Linked DNA regions of Homo sapiens: region 2 is linked to region 1. Evidence: chromatin loops called from intact Hi-C (ENCODE). Cell type or tissue: dorsolateral prefrontal cortex. All regions are shown on one strand. Each heading gives the region's core, and the rest is flanking DNA. Links, peaks and the distances in the headings are about the cores only. Region 1 has its middle 98 kb from the start of ASIC2-AS1. Region 2 has its middle 38 kb from the start of ASIC2-AS1.

Region 1 (8,332 bases), core at 240-8,239:
GGGAACCCAGTTGGTTACACAACTTCAGGGTGCTCTGTTTCTATTTATTCTACAAAGATGATGGCCCTCGTTATTGTGCAATGGGGCAGCCCCAAGCGAGGCAATCAAGGGTGGATCCAAGTCTTTAAACTCCTAGTTTAGTGCTCCTTCCACGATGCAAAACGAACTACCTTCTTGAAGAGTATAACGCACATAAGATAGGAACTATTTTCTGAGCTTCGGGTTTCTAAGATCAGGGTGGTAGCTTGCGAGACACGAGCCCAAGTTAGCACAGGGTGCTTGCTCTTGGAGGCTGGTGCTAAATGTGGCTCAGCACCAGCCAAGAGAGGGGGCAAAGGAAAGGAAGGTACGGCTGTGTAAGACAGCAGCGGGGGCAGAGGGAGTGGAAGGGAGTCGGCTTGGCTTCTCCCCGGGAGCTGGGTCAAACAGAGTCAGAGCGTGGCTAGCAGAGTCTAGCTGGAAAATCTCCAACAGACCGGATAGTGAAGGGCAGCTTGGTGAAACCTTAAGATGGAGGCTGAGCTCAAGGTTAAGGAGCCAGGGGCCAAGTGTAAGGTGGGGTGGGCTTGGTGCATGGAAAGTGGGCTTGTGGGCTGAGAAGTGCCGTGCAGCTCTCAACGTGTGGGTGCAGTGGGAGGGCAAAGTTCAGGAATACAGTCATGGGCCGCATAACGACGTTTCAGTCCATGATGGACCGCATTAACGACAGTGGTTCCGTAAGAGTCTAACAGAGGTGAAAAATCCTTGTCACCTACTGATGTGGTATCATAGCGCAGCACGGGACACACATGTTTGTGACGATGCTGGTGTAAACAAACCTACCATGCTGCCAGTCAGGTAAAAGCACAGCACATACAATTATGTACAGTAAATAATATTTAATAAATGACTGTGCTACTGGTTTATGTATTTATTATACTATGCTTTTCATCATTATTTTAGAGTGTACTCCTACTTATTAAAAAAGAAAGTTAATTGTACACCATTTTTAACAAAAATCCTTAAAAAGTAAAAATAATAAATAATTTTAAAAACAGAAAAAAGCTTATAGAATAAGAATATAAAGAAAATATTTTCCTACAGCTGTACAATGTGTTTGTGTTTTAAGCTAAGTGCTACTACAAGAGTCATTTTTTTTTAATTAAAAAGTTTAGAAAGCCAAAACATTACAATAAGCTAAGGTTAATTTATTGTTGAAGAAAGAAAAATAGTTTTTTGTAAATTTGATGTAGCATAAGTGGACAGTGTTTATAGAGTCTACAAGAGTGTACAGGAATGTCCTAGGCCTTCACATTCACTCATCACTCACTCACTGACTCAACCAGAGCAGCTTCTAGTCCTGCGAGATCCAATCATGCTAAGTGCCCTATAGGGGTGTATCATTTTTGTTTCGTTTTGTTTTTTGCGACAGAGTCTCACTCTGTCGCCAGGCTGGAGTGCAGTGGCACGATCTTGGATCACTGCAACCTCCTCCTCCCGGGTTCAAGCAATCCTCCTGCCTCAGCCTCCTGAGTAGCTGGGACTATAGGCGTGCGCCAACACGCCCAGCTATTTATTTTTATTTTTATTTTATTTATTTATTTATTTATTTATTTATTTATTTATTTATTTATTTGAGACAGAGTCTCGCTCTGTCACCCAGGCTGGAGTGCAGTGGCGCGATCTCGGCTCACTGCAAGCTTCGCCTCCTGGGTTCACGCCATTCTCCTGCCTCAGCCTCCCCAGTAGCTGGGACTACAGGCGCCTGCCACCTCGCCCGGCTAATTTTTTGTATTTTTTTAGTAGAGATGGGGTTTCACCATGTTGGCCAGGATGGTCTCCATCTCTTGACCTAGTGATCTGCCTGCCTCGGCCTCCCAAAGAGCTGGGATTACAGGCGTGAGCCACCGCGCCCCGCCAGGTGTATCATTTTTAATCATTTATGCTATATCTTTACTGTATCTTTTCTTTGTTCAGATACACAAACCCTTACCATTGTGTTACAATTGCCTACAGTATTGAGGACAGTCGCATAATGTACAGGTTTGTGGCCTAGGAGCAATAGGTTCTCCCACATAGCCTGGGCGTGTGGTCGGCTGTACCACGGAGGCTTTGTAAGCACACTCTCTGATGTCTGCACAATGATAAAGTCGCCTAATGACAGATTTCTCAGAACATATACCTGTCATTGTTAAGTGGCTCAGGACTGTACTAAGAAGGAACTGGAGTGGAGGGGTTGGGTTTGAGGATCTCGAGTCAGGCAAAGCAACCGTAATGTAATGATATGCTTCAAGGAACTGCAGAGGTGAGAGACAAGACAGGAATATTCCCCGGCTGAGTGGCCAGCCACAGTCTTCCTGGTGTCCACACTAGGACCCTCCGCCCTGCGTGCTGCTGTGGTCTGAGTGTGTGCGTTCCTCCGAAATTCACGTTGAAATCTATTCCCTATTGTGATGGGATTAAGAGGTAGGGCTTTTTTAAAAAATTATTTTATTTTTATTTTTGAGACAAGAGTCTCACTCTGTTGCCCAGGTTGGAGTGCAGTGGCGCGATCTCAGCTCACTGCAACCTCCGCCTCCCAGGTTCAAGCAATTCTCTTGCCTCAGCCTCCCGAGTAGCTAGGATTACAGGTGCCAACTACCATGGCTGGCTAATTTTAAAAAAATATATTTTTGGTAGAGGTGGGTTTTCACTGTGTTGGCCAGGCTGGTCTCAAACTACTGGCCTCAAAAGATCCGTCCACCTCAGCCTCCCAAAGCACTGGGATTACAGGTGTGAGCCGCAGCTCCAGCCAAGGTGGGGCCTTTAGGAGAGGATTGGGAGGTGAATGGGATGCATGCACTTATAAAGGCACTTGAGGGAGCCCTTTTGCCCCTTCCACCGTGTGCAGACACAACAAGAAGTCACCATCTACGAGCAACAGGCCCTCACCAGACACAGAATCTGCCAGTGCCCTGGTCTTGGACTTTCCAGCCTGTAGAACTGTGAGCACTAAATTTCTGTTGTTTACAAACTACCCAGTATGAGGAGCCCCAAGAGACCAAGACACATGCCTGCTCTCCCATTCCAGAGCAAACTGCTGCCTTAGGTGCAGTAACAGAAAATGGACAGAATCAATGTCTGAAAGGCTTTTTTTAAACCACACACTAACACCTCCTGAAGGAGGACTGCACAAACTTTCCCCATTGGCCAAAAGGAATTTGGATTCCTATGCTTCGCTTCCTGGCTCACTCAAGATCATCCGGCCTTCTGATGAGTGCAGGGGCCTCTGTCCCTCTCTGGTTTAGTATCAGATTTAGTTGTCTTGTCTTGCTTTTCACTGTGCTCTGGGCTCAGGCCACTTCTAAGGAGTAGCAAATTGGACTGAGCCCAGATGGAAGCCCAGGCTCTGAGCAGCATGTATGAGATGGAATAGCAGGCTCAGGTGAGGCCTCAGGTGAGGGCTAGGCAAGCCTTCAGCCCAAAGTCTTTGTCATGGTTTGCTTCTCTGGACTGGCTTATTGTAGTAGGCAGAGGGCATGTGTCCCAAGTAGTAGGAGCTAATTATATCCCTGAGGAGTTGTTGGAAGAAGACAGCCAAGCCCACACTTCCCCCAGGCTCTAATTAACTTGAGCACACCTCCCTATATTCTGATCATGCCTTTATTAGATCGCTGTTGGATTCCAACTAAGTTTAATCCAGTGTTCCCTTTTCTAAACATCCTGGAGATGACAATTATGCAGCAGACTTTTTTTTTTTTTTTTTTTTTTAGAAACTGCCAAAGGTGTCTGAGGCAGCTGACTTGGAGCTCTGATAATCATATTGCTTGTTTTCATATAAGCTTTCGGGGGAGCTGGCCCAGAAGTTTCTGCCAAAATCGTTGCAGACTGCTCCCACCTTCCATTCCCCAAGCACCTCATTTAGTTAAGTGATTTTGTCTCCTTCAGGTTGCTCTGTAATTGGGGTGATTATTCATTCCCATCACGATACAGAACTGAGAGGAAGAAGCTGGCTCAGGACCCCCAATACTCTGTCCTGCTTCCCACTGAATTTTATCACTTTCCTTGATCTGTCTGAGGGCTTGACTTCTGAGATGTGAGGAGCCAGCATAGGGTCGGCCAGTCCCAGCTGCCTCATGGCCCCTGTTCAGAACAATGGCTCCATTGTCATAATGGGGTCAGGCCTGGGGAGAAAGGCAGTGGGAAGTTTGCTTGCCAGCCAGCCAGAAAGATGCAGTAACTGCAGCGTAGCCAGTCGGTGTGTTGCATCTTCCAAGCACCACAGCCCAGGATGGGGGGTTTGGACCACTCTATCTTGTAGACTGGGTTGTGTGTGCCCAGTAGGGATTCCCAGCAAGTGTCGTTCGTAAGGAGAATGGGCTGGGGCCTGCCATGTCAGAGCATGTGATCAGGAGAGCACACATGAGCCGCCAGAGGGGCATTTTCTATCTCAGATGTTCATCCAAGACCTCCTTCTCCCTAGCCACTCTGCCCATCCTCCCTGTCCTCATTGTTCCAGCATGGTCATCTTGCTTTCTGTATCTGCTTCAGGTTCTCAGCCCATGTTCAGATGAACCATCAAGACACTTTTCAGTGGCTTACCCATATCTGAACAATTCTCTTTCCCAACAACACCTTCACAAGACTTCTGCTTCTTCATAGCCTTTTGATTTCAGCAACACTCGGGGTTATTGAAAAGAGAATTTGTCTAGGGTTTTGGCCCCATGGAAAATAAGCTTGTTAGAGAAACAAGTAAGTAAACAGATGATTATAACTCAGGAGGGGATAAAGACCCACCATAGGGGAACATGGGGTGTTATGAAAACACAGAGGGGGAACACAAGACACAGGCTTGGAGGTTCCAGGAGGCCTTCCTGGAGGAAAAGACCTCTAAAATGAGACTTGAAGAAGGAATAGAGAGCATATTCCTGATGGAGAGAGCAGCATATGGAAAGCCTCAGAGCAGAGGTTTTCAGGCAGGTTTGGAGATACCCACTAAGTGCAGTGGGCATACTTCAGACTTGCTGAGGGGGACCCTGGCAGACATGCTTTGAGTTCTGTTCCAGAAATAGGAACGTGTTGGTCTTAGGCCATTTGCAATGTTGGGGGACAAGGACATACTTAGAGATACAAGCAAGCCAAGAAGCTGATGCTTTAATGTAAGAATTGAGCCTATTACCTTATTTCCATTAACATGGTCTTCATGTCATTTATAAAAAGTCTGGTGTCAATCTGATTCTCTTTCTCTCTCCCTCCTTCCTCTCTCTCTCTCTTTTTGGAGATTATATGTTCTTTACTTAACCTTTATCTTATTGTTGAAGATTTAAGTCATTTCTGGTTTGTTTGTTTTTTTGCTATAATCCCATAATATGATTATGAGCTTCTCTGAGCATAAAGCCTTTTTTCTTCTTTCTCCTTCCCTCTCAGGTTTAGTTTCTAGGGAAGACTCTCATGACTGGCTCTTCTGGGGTAAATGTTACAGATATCCTAAGGGCCCTTTCTACTTCCACTATGCCATGCTGCCTCTAAAAGCAAACAAGAGAAAACATATATAATAATACTATCCCCCCAAAACTCAGAAGTGTTAACACTTCTGAAACAGGAATGAGATCACTGAGTTAAATCTCCAACCCAACTTGAGAAGCTTAAAAGGAAGAAAACTTCTCTCTCTTCATGATAGATATAGAGAACTCATTAAGATTTTTTTCTACATGGGGACTGAATAGAAAGAACACTCAATATTCAATTTATTGCATCATGGTTCATCATTACTCTATTTATTGGACATGAAAAATAGAAAAATAGAATCAACCATCATAGCAGTAATCATTCCCAAAATAGAGGTGCAGCCTTGCAGAGTCAAACTCAGATCTGAACAGGATGGATTAGACAGGGTAATTAAGGGACAGGGCCTCCTGGAACAGTCAAGCAATTCAAGAATGTTCAGATGGAGTTGTTAGCCCAAGATAGACAAGCAAGACTGTGAAGCCCAAGAGCAAATCAGAGATTGCAGTGTCAGTGTTTGGAGCAGGGGTGGGTAGGAAATTGGCACAGATTAATTGCAATGGCAGCTAGAAGGAATGCAGTGGGCAGACCATTCTTCAACATCTAGGAAGGTGGATGAATCTGAATCAGAGCAATAGCCCAGACAGACTTCTGGGATTTCTGGCATTAGGAATTGAGAAACTGGTGGGGAAAACTGGAGGAGAAACAGGAAGCAATGACCATGTGCAAGGCATTGTGCCAGGTGCTTTAGAGACCTAACTCTCACAGTAATCTCCAAGGCAACGAAATTATTCCAGTTTTACAGGTAGGCTTAATTGAGGTCTGTAGAGCAGAAGGGCTTTCCCGAGGCACCAGGTCTGTCTGGTTCTTTGACAACACTGTGATGAAGGTGGAATCAGTAAGGAGCCAGAAAACTATTCTAAAAGGGCTACCACTTGTCCCAGTGTATGGGGTGTGGTGGATCTAGTGGGGGATTGAGAGAAGAGCCAGTCAAGACACTGTCCAAGACTGCTTTTTCAAGACTTAGGAGGTCTTCTTTTTTTGTTGTTTTATTTGTTATAGAGATGGGTCTCATTCTGTTGCCCAGGCTGATCTCAAACTCCTGGTCTCAAGCGAACCTCCCACCTCAGCCTTCCAAAGTGCCAGGATTTATAGGCATGAGCCATGGTGCCAGCCAAGCCATCTTCTTTTTGACCAAGAAAAACTCATTCTATGGCTGGCTTAGCATCCTGTAGAGCTTCTTAGTGGCCTGTTTTACCACATTCCCTACTTCTTCTGAATTGTACTTCATTTAGTGTGGACTTATTTCTAGTAAACTTGGGAGTAGTTTTAGTCTGAGAGCTCTGGGTCCCAAATCAAAGCCAGCTAATTGTGCCAAGCACATTGGCTTCAAGACTCTAAGAGATACAAAGATGTTATACACAATGGTGTCTATAAATAATGTTGCCTTTGCCTCCCAGGCCTATCTCATCATCTGACATCACATTGCTAGACCATGGGAATTCCAAGAACTATTTTGAAGAAGGAAAGTGTGTCACTCCTTGAGATTTTATGTCTTACAGATCAGGAGTAGGTTATTGATTAAGGCTCAGAGCCAAGAAGCCAAGCACAGAGCTACAAAGGCCTCCTGGTCAATCCTTATCCAGTTCAGATGTGCTTAGGGGAGAAACAGCTGCTCAGAGTTTCTGTTAAAGAGGAAAAATGTTGATCTTCACTTCTGCTTCTGCAAATTATTGGTCTCCTCTTGACCTCTGTGCTCTCAACTAAAAGCTCTAGTGAGCTCTTTTGATATGCTCACTTTCCTTCAGGGATTGGGGGAAGGAAGAGAGATTCTGCACAGCTCCAGCTCCTACTAAGTACCTTGTTCTAGCCAGACAGCACCTTACTTTATCATTACAGTACCTCTATGAGACAAATATTGATAGATCCATTTTGTAGATGAGAAAAATGAGGTTCACTGAGTATGTTAAATATAGTAGAAAGAACTGCATCCATGGATTTTGATGGACCTGAGATCAGCTCCAACTTTTTCACTTTCTAAACTTCAGTCTCCTCATCTGCAAAAAGAATATAATGTTTGCCTTTCTGGGTTGTTTAAAGGAACAAATGAGATTATGTACACAGATTGTCCTGTACAATGCCTGCATATATCAGGAAATATATATCCCTTAGTTATCACATTTTTAAGTAATAATAACAATATTTACAGATCATAAGTGGTAGAACTAAGTCCTGATCTCAGCTCTGGGGGGTTCCAGATTCCATGTTTCTTCTTCTATATCACAAGTTCTGAAATGAAGCAAATACTTCCTAATTAAAAGACCAGGAAGGTGGCCAAAGCAATCCATTGCTTCCTTAAGCTTCTGGGAAACTGGAACTTTAGAAACTAACAAAAGAACAATACCAAATGCCTGAGATGGGAGATCATTGACTGGCCTGGAGCCAGGCAGACAAGAAGGTGTAATTGACCTAGCTTCTGTTCTGTGAGGCTGAGGGCAAAATACTCATTCCAGGAGACTACACCAGTTGAGCATTTTTAAATTGCATGGAGAAAGAGTTCCCTCTACCCCAGTAAATAATATGTGCTGAGCTCCTAAAATTTTTAGATGTGTTATACATTGTTTTATGTAATCATCCCCAAAAAACAGTGTGGTCAAATGATGATAAATACTGAAGGACAGAAAGGAGATAGGAGAGGTGCCAGGGTGGGATGATGCTATTGTAAATGCCATAGTTAGGGAGGCCTCACTGATTACGTGGTGTCAGAGCAGAAATCTAAAGGCAGCCCCTTTGCCAATAGAGAACAGGGAAGAAGGCCAGCAAGCTCTTCTCCGCTATCTGGATCTCCAGTTTCCTTTACCCTGGAAAT
Region 2 (8,332 bases), core at 245-8,244, 140 kb after region 1:
ACAAGGATAAGCCAGAACCCGTGAGCCCGAGCTGGAATTACACCAGGTTGGACTAAGACCCCTGTCAGTTTTATTGCTCTGACCTTGACGGTGAGGGTTTCCTGCAGAAGATAGGGTCCTTCATCACAGAACAAAGCTCACTCATCTGGCCAGGAGGCAGAGAAGCTGTAGATATTTCCAAGGGGTGGTGGAGTGGTAGCCTCACACAAACAGCCAGCAGCTAAGCGACAAGATATGTGAGCTACAAAGGGGCTGCTTCACTCTGCCCTCCACACCTCCCACATGACTCTCTCGTGTCCGCCCTACTCAGAAAGACCTGGTGGCAGGGAATGCTAGGAAGTGTTGCGCAGTCTAGCCATGTAGGCACACAACTCAGCCAGCATGCCCTCCTGTTCCATGCACATGACTGAGGCTGACTACAGGACTCAGTGAGGGGAAGGCAGCCCAAGTAGAGGGAACGTCAAGAATAAGAGCACAGAGACAGGAATGACACAGGTATCGGTGATGGGGGAACAGAAGAGACTGGGATTCATATTGTAGGTATAATGAAGATAGACTTTGAGGGTCACAAGGACCTTTGGCCTTTCCTGTGCCCTGGAATCACATTCCCAAGGGAGCTGCTGGGCTCCCTAGGCACTGTCTACACTCTCAGCTGGACTCACTTATGACTAAGTTAAATACATCTGGGAGGAAGCCCAGCGCTGTAATGTGCACCTGTAGTCTCTACTACTTGGGAGGCTGAGGCAGGAGGATCACTTGAGGACAAGAGTTCAAGGCCAGTCTGGGCAACATAATGAGACCCTGTCTCTAAATAAACAAACAAATAAATAACACTTGGGAGGCAGGTGAGTGGATGGAGGTGGAGGGACTCAAACTGGGGACCTCATTCTCGTGAGCAGCAGCATGACCCAACTCAGCTAAGCTGCCACACCAAGCCAGCACCTCCCCACCATCCTCGTTAGCCATATGCATATACACCTAACAAGCTGTGACACCCCCTCCCAGTGCACACCTCCGAATGAGTCTACACTTCACCCAGAACATACAGAAACAATACTGGTAAAAGACCACCTTTCTTGTTTTACATAAATTCTCATTTCCATCATACCTGTATGGGGAGAACTCATTCTCTCAACTCCAATCAAAGAGACCAAGCTCCCACTTCTGGTTCACAATTTGCTGGCTATGCAATCTTGGGCAAGTCAGCCAATCTCTCAGAGGCTTCATTTCCTCCTCTGTGAAATGGGAATAATAATACTTACCCTGACGATGTACTGGGAAGGCTAAAAAGGGGATTCTATGCACAGTGTCTCTATATAAGGAACCCAACAACGGTATATCAGCACATTCTGACTGGAGGGCAAAGAATTTGGAGGCAGGGATTAGCAAGAACTGGGCAGAATCTCAGAGGCTGAGCCTGGGGATGGTGAGAGAAACTCCTGAGCCCAGCCAGACTAGGACACCAGCATTGGCCCAGGGGCATGCTGAGTTGCTCCTGAAAGTGAAAGATACCTGCTCAAAGCTGAGAGGAGCTGGAGAAGGTTGAGGCTGACCCCTGAGTGTATGACTGAAAGAGACAAGAAGGCCCAGGGGTCATCCGAAGAGTTGATTTAGAGCAAGATTAGATCAATTTCCTGAGGCTATGCTATGGATGAGAACTGCATGGAGACAGCACTTACATCATGAGAGCAGGAACTTCCCCTCCGTCCCAGCTGTTCTGAGATTGCAGCCCAGTGAAGGGTGAGCTTCCCCTCCCTGGAGCTACATCAGCCGTGAGTAGATGACTAGTTGGTAGAGTGAGCACAGAGGGCCTTTCCAAGCACAGAGACAGAGCACAGAACTGGGTGTCTTCGAGATTATTTATAACAACGGGAAAGTGTCATTTTCTGAGTCAGTGTTCACATGGGAAGGGGAACCTGCCAGAAGCCAAGCCCTGTGCTAGGAGCCAGGAATGCATTATGCTACTTAAACCTCTAAGCAACCCTCTGCAGGAGGTTTTATGATCCTAGCCGGGCACAGTGGTTCACGCCTGCAATCCCAGTACTTTGGGAGTCCCGGTGGGTGGATCACTTGAGGCCAGGAGTTCGAGACTAGCCTGGGCAATATGGTGAAACTCCATCTCTACTATAAATACAAAACAATTAGCTGGATGTGGTGGTAGGTGCCTGTAATTCCAGCTACTCGGGAGGCTGAGGCACGAGAATTGCTTAAATCTGGGAGTAGGAGGTTGCAGTGAGCCCAGATGGTGTCACTGCACTCCAGCCTGGGCAACAGAGTGAGACTCCATCTCAAAAAGTAAATACATAAAAAATAAAGATGGCTTTGTGATCCTCATTTTAGAAATCAAGAAACAAAGTTTCAGAGGGGCTGAGTACTTTACCAAGATGACAAAGACAGTGAGTCCATTGCTGGAATTTGACCTCAGAACTAGGGTCCTTCATCACAGAACGAAGAGAAAAGAGAAGGGTCTTTTCCTTAAGACAGAAGAATCTGCAAAAAGAAGATTGAGGCCCAGCTCAGAAGATGGGTGTCCTGACACTTCTTGTCACCCACTTGCTGTGTAGATCACTTTCCTTCCTGCAACCTGGCTTGATCATGTGCTGATCTCTCTTGGGCTTGCGGTGGGTGGGGTAGGGGGAGCCAGGGGTTGCCCTGGCCTTTGTTCTGGGCAGCCCCAGGACTGCACGGTGCAGAGCGGGAGGCAGTTTTCAGGGATATTGCGATGCCACACGGCTTCAGTGTCTGTGTCTGCACTGGAGGTGGCGCTCTCGTGTGTCTGTTCTTGTGGGAATTCATGGCACCGCAAATAAAACTAACACTTGGATTTTCAAAACACTTGGATTTTCAAAGTTATAATCTAGGGCAGACAAGAATTCTTATTCCACAGATGAGAAAACTGAAAATCTCAATGAAAGAAACTGATAGTCACTGAGTCCTGTGAGGGACTCTTTACTGCGTCCTCTCACTTAGCACCCAAGGCAATTCTGGGAGACGGGAATTACTGTTCCTATTTCACAGATGAGGAAACAGAGGGTCAGAGAAGTTTAGTGAGTTGCTCAAAGTCAAAGAACTAGAAAGGGGCAGGATTCCAACCATGGTCAGAACTACTGCCAAGCCGCTGCCCCTACAAAGACACCTCAGGGCCCCCCACAGGTGGGCCTCAGCCCACAGCAGGAGCCGGTGGGCCTTCAGCTCACTCCTGCAGGGAAGACTCGGTTTCTCAGAGGAGTCCGAATGCTCTGCAAATGTAGGCCTTCAGGAACGGGGGAAATAATTCATTGACCCTTTAAGATTCAATATCATATTAGCAGGAGCTAGAATGGGGAGCAGATAGGACTGGAGGTTTGGGGGGCTGGTGGGGAGCCCACGAGGGGGTACTGAGCAGAGGGCACAAGGCTGCCTGGTAGGGACAGCAGTGACAGGAAGGAGTGGGGGGACTGACAAAGAAGTGCCATGGGTCAGAATTTTGCCATCCCTGACCCTTCCTGACAGGATGCTCCTCTATGCAGCCCCGGAACCCACCCAGCCAGCTGGCTTTGCTCAGCTATCCCATAGGCCAGGCAGCGGCTGCCCAGCAGAGGGCCCCCTAGCCCTGGCTGAACCACACTGCCCGCAGTTGCCAGAGGGCCTCCCTGCCCGCCTAGGTGCCAGGTGATGGGGGAAGGGGCCTGCCTGCCATGCACACCCAGAGGAACAGCCTGGGTCCCCTCTTGTCAGGTGTCTTCAGAGGCCCCACATCAGGGTTCTGAGGAGCGGGGATGAGGTTTTGCAAGGTATGGCCTTTGAGGGTAGATGATGACCGTGGGGCATGAATGCTGGGCTCCAGTCCTAGCAGTGCCATCAGGTTACGTGACTTGAGCAATTCCTTCCCCTCCCAGAACTCAAATCCACCCGCACTGTAGACTAGAAGATTCTCAACAGTCCCTCCAGCTCTGCCAGTCGGATCCAACATCTTCCTTGCCCATCTCTGCCAGACTCTCAGCAGGCTCTCACGGGACCCCAGCTGGGCTGTGCACCCTGCTCTGTGTACCCACTGGGAGAGACTGACTCCTTGGTCATGTGGCTACTTCTGTCTCCAGGACTTCGGGGGCGTTGGCCGCATCAGAACTGGGCCATCCCTGCCCTACAGTCACCATGGCTGCTGTACCTCTTGTGTCCCTGTGTGCCACACTCAGAGTGAATAACTGTCAGCAAGGCTGGCCCCGAGTGGCAGGCGCATTATCCAGGGGCCCTCTTTACCTCCCACCTCCCCCTGCAGAGCCAAATAATTCATTCAATTTCAGCTAATTTGCATCCTTCAAAAGATACCCCTTGGCCGACGACAGTGTTGAGCCCCTGCTTACCCAGCTCCAGAGGCCTTTATTTGCTACTTCTCCCGCAAGAGGCAAAGTGCTGTGTGGACCCAGCCCAGCCTGAGTCCCAAGTCCCGAGACCTAATCTGCCAGTTCGCCACGAGACTGCCTTGAGGTTATTGAACCTTGTCTGTAGAATTCCTGCCTGCCTGTTATGAAATAATAATAATAATTATTATTATTCAGACTCCTGGCTGCCATAAGCCAGCAATGCCAACATCAGTACCTTCTCTTCGAAGTTTTTGCTTTTCCAAAGTAGTCCAACATGATTCCAGCACCCACACACCCAGGCAGGTGAGGCAAGCATCCCCTAGCCTGCTGGTTCCACAGGCTTAACCCCAGGGCCTGAATGTCAATTTCAAAATACCCTTTGTCATTTCCCCCTGGGGAAGAGGCAGATTCCCAGAAACAGAACTCCCTGCTATCTCAGAACTCCAAGACAGGAACACAGGTGAGGCCCAGGGATACATTTGCTGTGAAGCAAATAAAGTTTTAAGCTTTGGGGCCGCTCACTTGCTCCTCCACCCTTCATAGCCCCAAGAGGGGCCCTGTCCGTGGGTAAGGGGATCAGCCAGACTGTGGGCTCACTGCCGCCCTCTCGTGGTCTCTCTCCAAACTGTCCCTCCTGAGGCTCCTTGTGTGCTGAACATTGCTGGGCACCAAATTAATACGACTGTACTGGACTGGGTGATTAATCCCAGGTGGCCATTCACCAAACTATCCTTCCAGCTCCTCGTGTGTTGGACATAGTTAGGCATACTAATTAATACAACCTCCCAGTTAACCACTGGACCAGGTATTCCTCTGAGTAAATGCTAGAGCATGGTGTAGCTGTGACAAACACTGGCCAAAGAGCGTATGTTCTGCAGGTGCAGACACAAGAATGAATTCGCGAGTGATTTTCATGCTTCCCCACTGACCCTGTCTTTCTGTCCCGTATCCTTGTTCATTCCTTTCTGCCTGGACAGTGTTTCTTCAAGTAGAACAGCTATACTTCTAATCACAACAGGATTATTACCCTGTGACTACAATGCATTTATTAATGACCCTCCCCCAAATCTAACAGCCAAAGAGGCCCCTGGGGAGGGGCCACAATAAGCCAGAATTCTCGTTGCAAAGATACCCTCTGCTCATAATCAGCTCTTGGATGGTAGGAATAGCAAGGAATGGCAATAATTAACACATGAATGTTTAACAGCATTTGTTTCTCTGATTCCTGGGCTGTACTGAACAGTCATAAAAATTGTTTTCTCTCTGAAGCATAAAAAATGTTCTGAAATCACCTGGTGCATTCACAGATGTGCTGATTAACTGTGGCCTGGAATGTCACAGTGACCACGACCCAGGCTTTGCTCTTGGTCAGTTGAAGTTCCTGGCTCACTCTCGGTTACAGCAACCTGCGTGGGTGGCCTGAAGTGAGGTCAAGTTTGACAGACGGTCTAGCAGTGCCTGGGCACAGAGATTATTCCCACTCTCCTTAAAAAGACCTTCCTTAAGGAGGCCTCCTCCTCCTCCCTAAGGAAAGTGCTAAATCCAGTCCTTTCCAAGCCCAGTGGTGGTGATTAAGCTGCCTACCTGCTCAAAATGCAGCAGTTTTTCCATGACAGTGAGCCGAGACCCACTTGTGCGCTGATTAACATGGAGACTCCTGGACTCTACCCAGAGAGTCTGATCCCATGAACCTGGAAAGTGGCATAGAAATCCAGATTTGAATAAAGCATCCCAGATGGTTCAGGTGCATGTGTTTGCAAAGCCTAGGTAGAGAAATACGGGGGTCATAGCTCGTCAAATGTCAGAGCTCAAAAGCTGCCCCACAAGCCCGAGGCCAACTGTGTTTAAGGGGGTGCTCAGTGGAAAGAGAGGAAAGGAGAAGGGTAACAAGCTGGGCGGCTTCCAGCATTCCTCCCTCACTTCCACCAGAGCCGCTCTGCTTCTATTTGTATAACGGAAGGGCCAAGAGCAAGGCCTTATGGCCTCCCTCCATGAGTTCAAGTCACTTACAAGCCGTGTGACCTTGGGTAAGCTACTTCACCTCTCTGTGCTGTGGCTGCCTCCTCTGTAAAATGGGATGATGATTAAAAAGAGTAGTTATCGGCCCGGCGCGGTGGCTCACGCCTGTAATCCCAGCACTTTGGGAGGCCGAGGCGGGCGGATCACGAGGTCAGGAGATCGAGACCATCCTGGCCAACATGGTGAAACCCCGTCTCTACTGAAAATACAAAAAATTAGCTGGACGCAGTGGCGGGCGCCTGTAGTCCCAGCTACTCGGGAGGCTGAGGCAGGAGAATGGCGTGAACCCGGAAGGCGGAGCTTGCAGTGAGCCGAGATCACGCCACTGTACTCCAGCCTGGGTGACAGAGCGAGACTCCATCTCAAAAAAAAAAAAGAGTAGTTATCTCACAGGGCCACTGTGGGATTAAATCAGTTAATGTGTCCAAAGCATTTAAGAACAGCTTTAGGAACACACTAAGCATTTATTCTTGCATATTAGCTTTCATAATATTATCTCATATATTGTAATGAGGCAGTAACATTGTATTCACTTTATTTGTTGTAAGGTGTAATTTGGAAAATGAAGGTGCTATTGTTTTTTAAAAGCCTCATAAGTAGTGTATCAGTCCAACCAATTCATTTTATGGATGGGTAAACTGAGGCCCCAGGGAGAGAACAGCTGGTGGAGGCCACACGGCAAATGGAAGCAGGAAAGGAACCCACCCAGATCTGATGGAGCTTAGTGCTCATGGTGCCCCAGCCCACTGCACCTGCTGCCTCCCTCAGGAAGTCAGCTCCAGCTGATGGCAAGTTTGGCCTTGCCCCCTGCCACATCATGCAGGGGCTGGGACTCCACCAACCTTAGCCTTTTTCAGAGCCCACGTGGGCAGCATTTCTCAGTCTCTCCTTCGCCCGCACTTCCATTGGCTTCAAACGCCATGGCTATCAAAAATAAGCTCACATCCTGGAGGTATCTGTTTCTAGAGCTTACTCTTAGGTTTCAATTTCCAAATTTCTACAGAGTTCAGGCGTTATTGAGGAGCTCAGGACTGATAGCCAAGAGGACATTTTCTATTAGCCCTTCTCCAAAAAAATCAAAAAGAGGCCAGGATGACACTCATCTCTTGCACTGTTCCTGCACATCAGAGGGGCAAATAGATATTTGTGTTCAAGAGGATGATGATCAGAGGCTGGGATCAGGACTGGGTGCCCTCTCTGGACTTCCAGGCCAGCTCCCAGCATGCAGCCTGCGGTCGTTACACTCCAACACATGGTTCTTCCTCCTTGTGTAGTTCCCACCCACATTGCAACAGGCTTGGTCTAGGCGACCTATGAAGGAAGTGATTATTATGTATTTTATTTTATTTTTTTATTATGCTTTAAGTTTTAGGGTACATGTGCACAACGTGCAGGTTTGTTACATATGTATACATGTGCCATGTTGGTGTGCTGCACCCATTAACTCGTCATTTAACATTTGGTATATCTCCTAATGCTATCCCTCCCCCCTCCCCCAACCCCACAACAGGCCCCGGTGTGTGATGTTCCCCTTCCTGTATTATGCATTTTAAAAGACTGTGGCCTCTGGCTTGAGTGCTCTCTCACTTGTGTGCATTGACCCTCAGAGTAGATTCTCCAACCCCAGTTAAGTCTTCAAATACTGCAGCCCCCAGCTGGCATCTTGACTGCAACCTCACAAGAGACCTCGGCTAGAATCACTCCGCTAGGCTACTCCCAACTCCTGACCCACAGAAACCATTTGTTATAAATTGCTAAGGTGTAGGGTAATTTAATACGCAGCAAAAGGCCAGATGCCATGGCTCGCGCCTGTAATCCCAGCACTTTGGGAGGCCGAGGTGGGTCGATCACTTGAGGTCAGGAGTTTGAGACCAGCCTGGCCAACATGGTGAAACTCCATCTCTACTAAACATACAAAAACTAGCCAGGCATGGTGGTGCATGCCTGTAATCCCAGCTACGCAGGAGGCT

Evidence for each region. A loop is a pair of places that touch in the nucleus more often than their neighbours do. Peaks named below come from ENCODE experiments on the same cell type or tissue, not always from the same donor. Only the 100,000 strongest peaks of a DNase experiment are listed, where the experiment ranks them.
Region 2: a loop joins it to region 1, with 4 times the contacts of the local background. A loop is called at or near these places in 14 of 110 quality-filtered maps.

The regions. Positions count from the first base shown.
Region 1 is chr17:33,653,155-33,661,486 of GRCh38, reverse strand. It overlaps a transcript of ASIC2 not described here. Among named protein-coding and RNA genes, the nearest start is that of ASIC2-AS1, 98 kb to the right of the region's middle. In dorsolateral prefrontal cortex, for the core only: no CTCF peak of the experiment used is centred there; a DNase peak (open chromatin) is centred at 4,159.
Region 2 is chr17:33,517,233-33,525,564 of GRCh38, reverse strand. It overlaps a transcript of ASIC2 not described here. Among named protein-coding and RNA genes, the nearest start is that of ASIC2-AS1, 38 kb to the left of the region's middle. In dorsolateral prefrontal cortex, for the core only: CTCF peaks have their summits at 3,407 (motif pointing right), 3,606 (motif pointing right), 4,762 and 4,962 (motif pointing left); DNase peaks (open chromatin) are centred at 1,894, 2,750, 3,601 and 4,944; H3K27ac peaks cover 1,406 bases.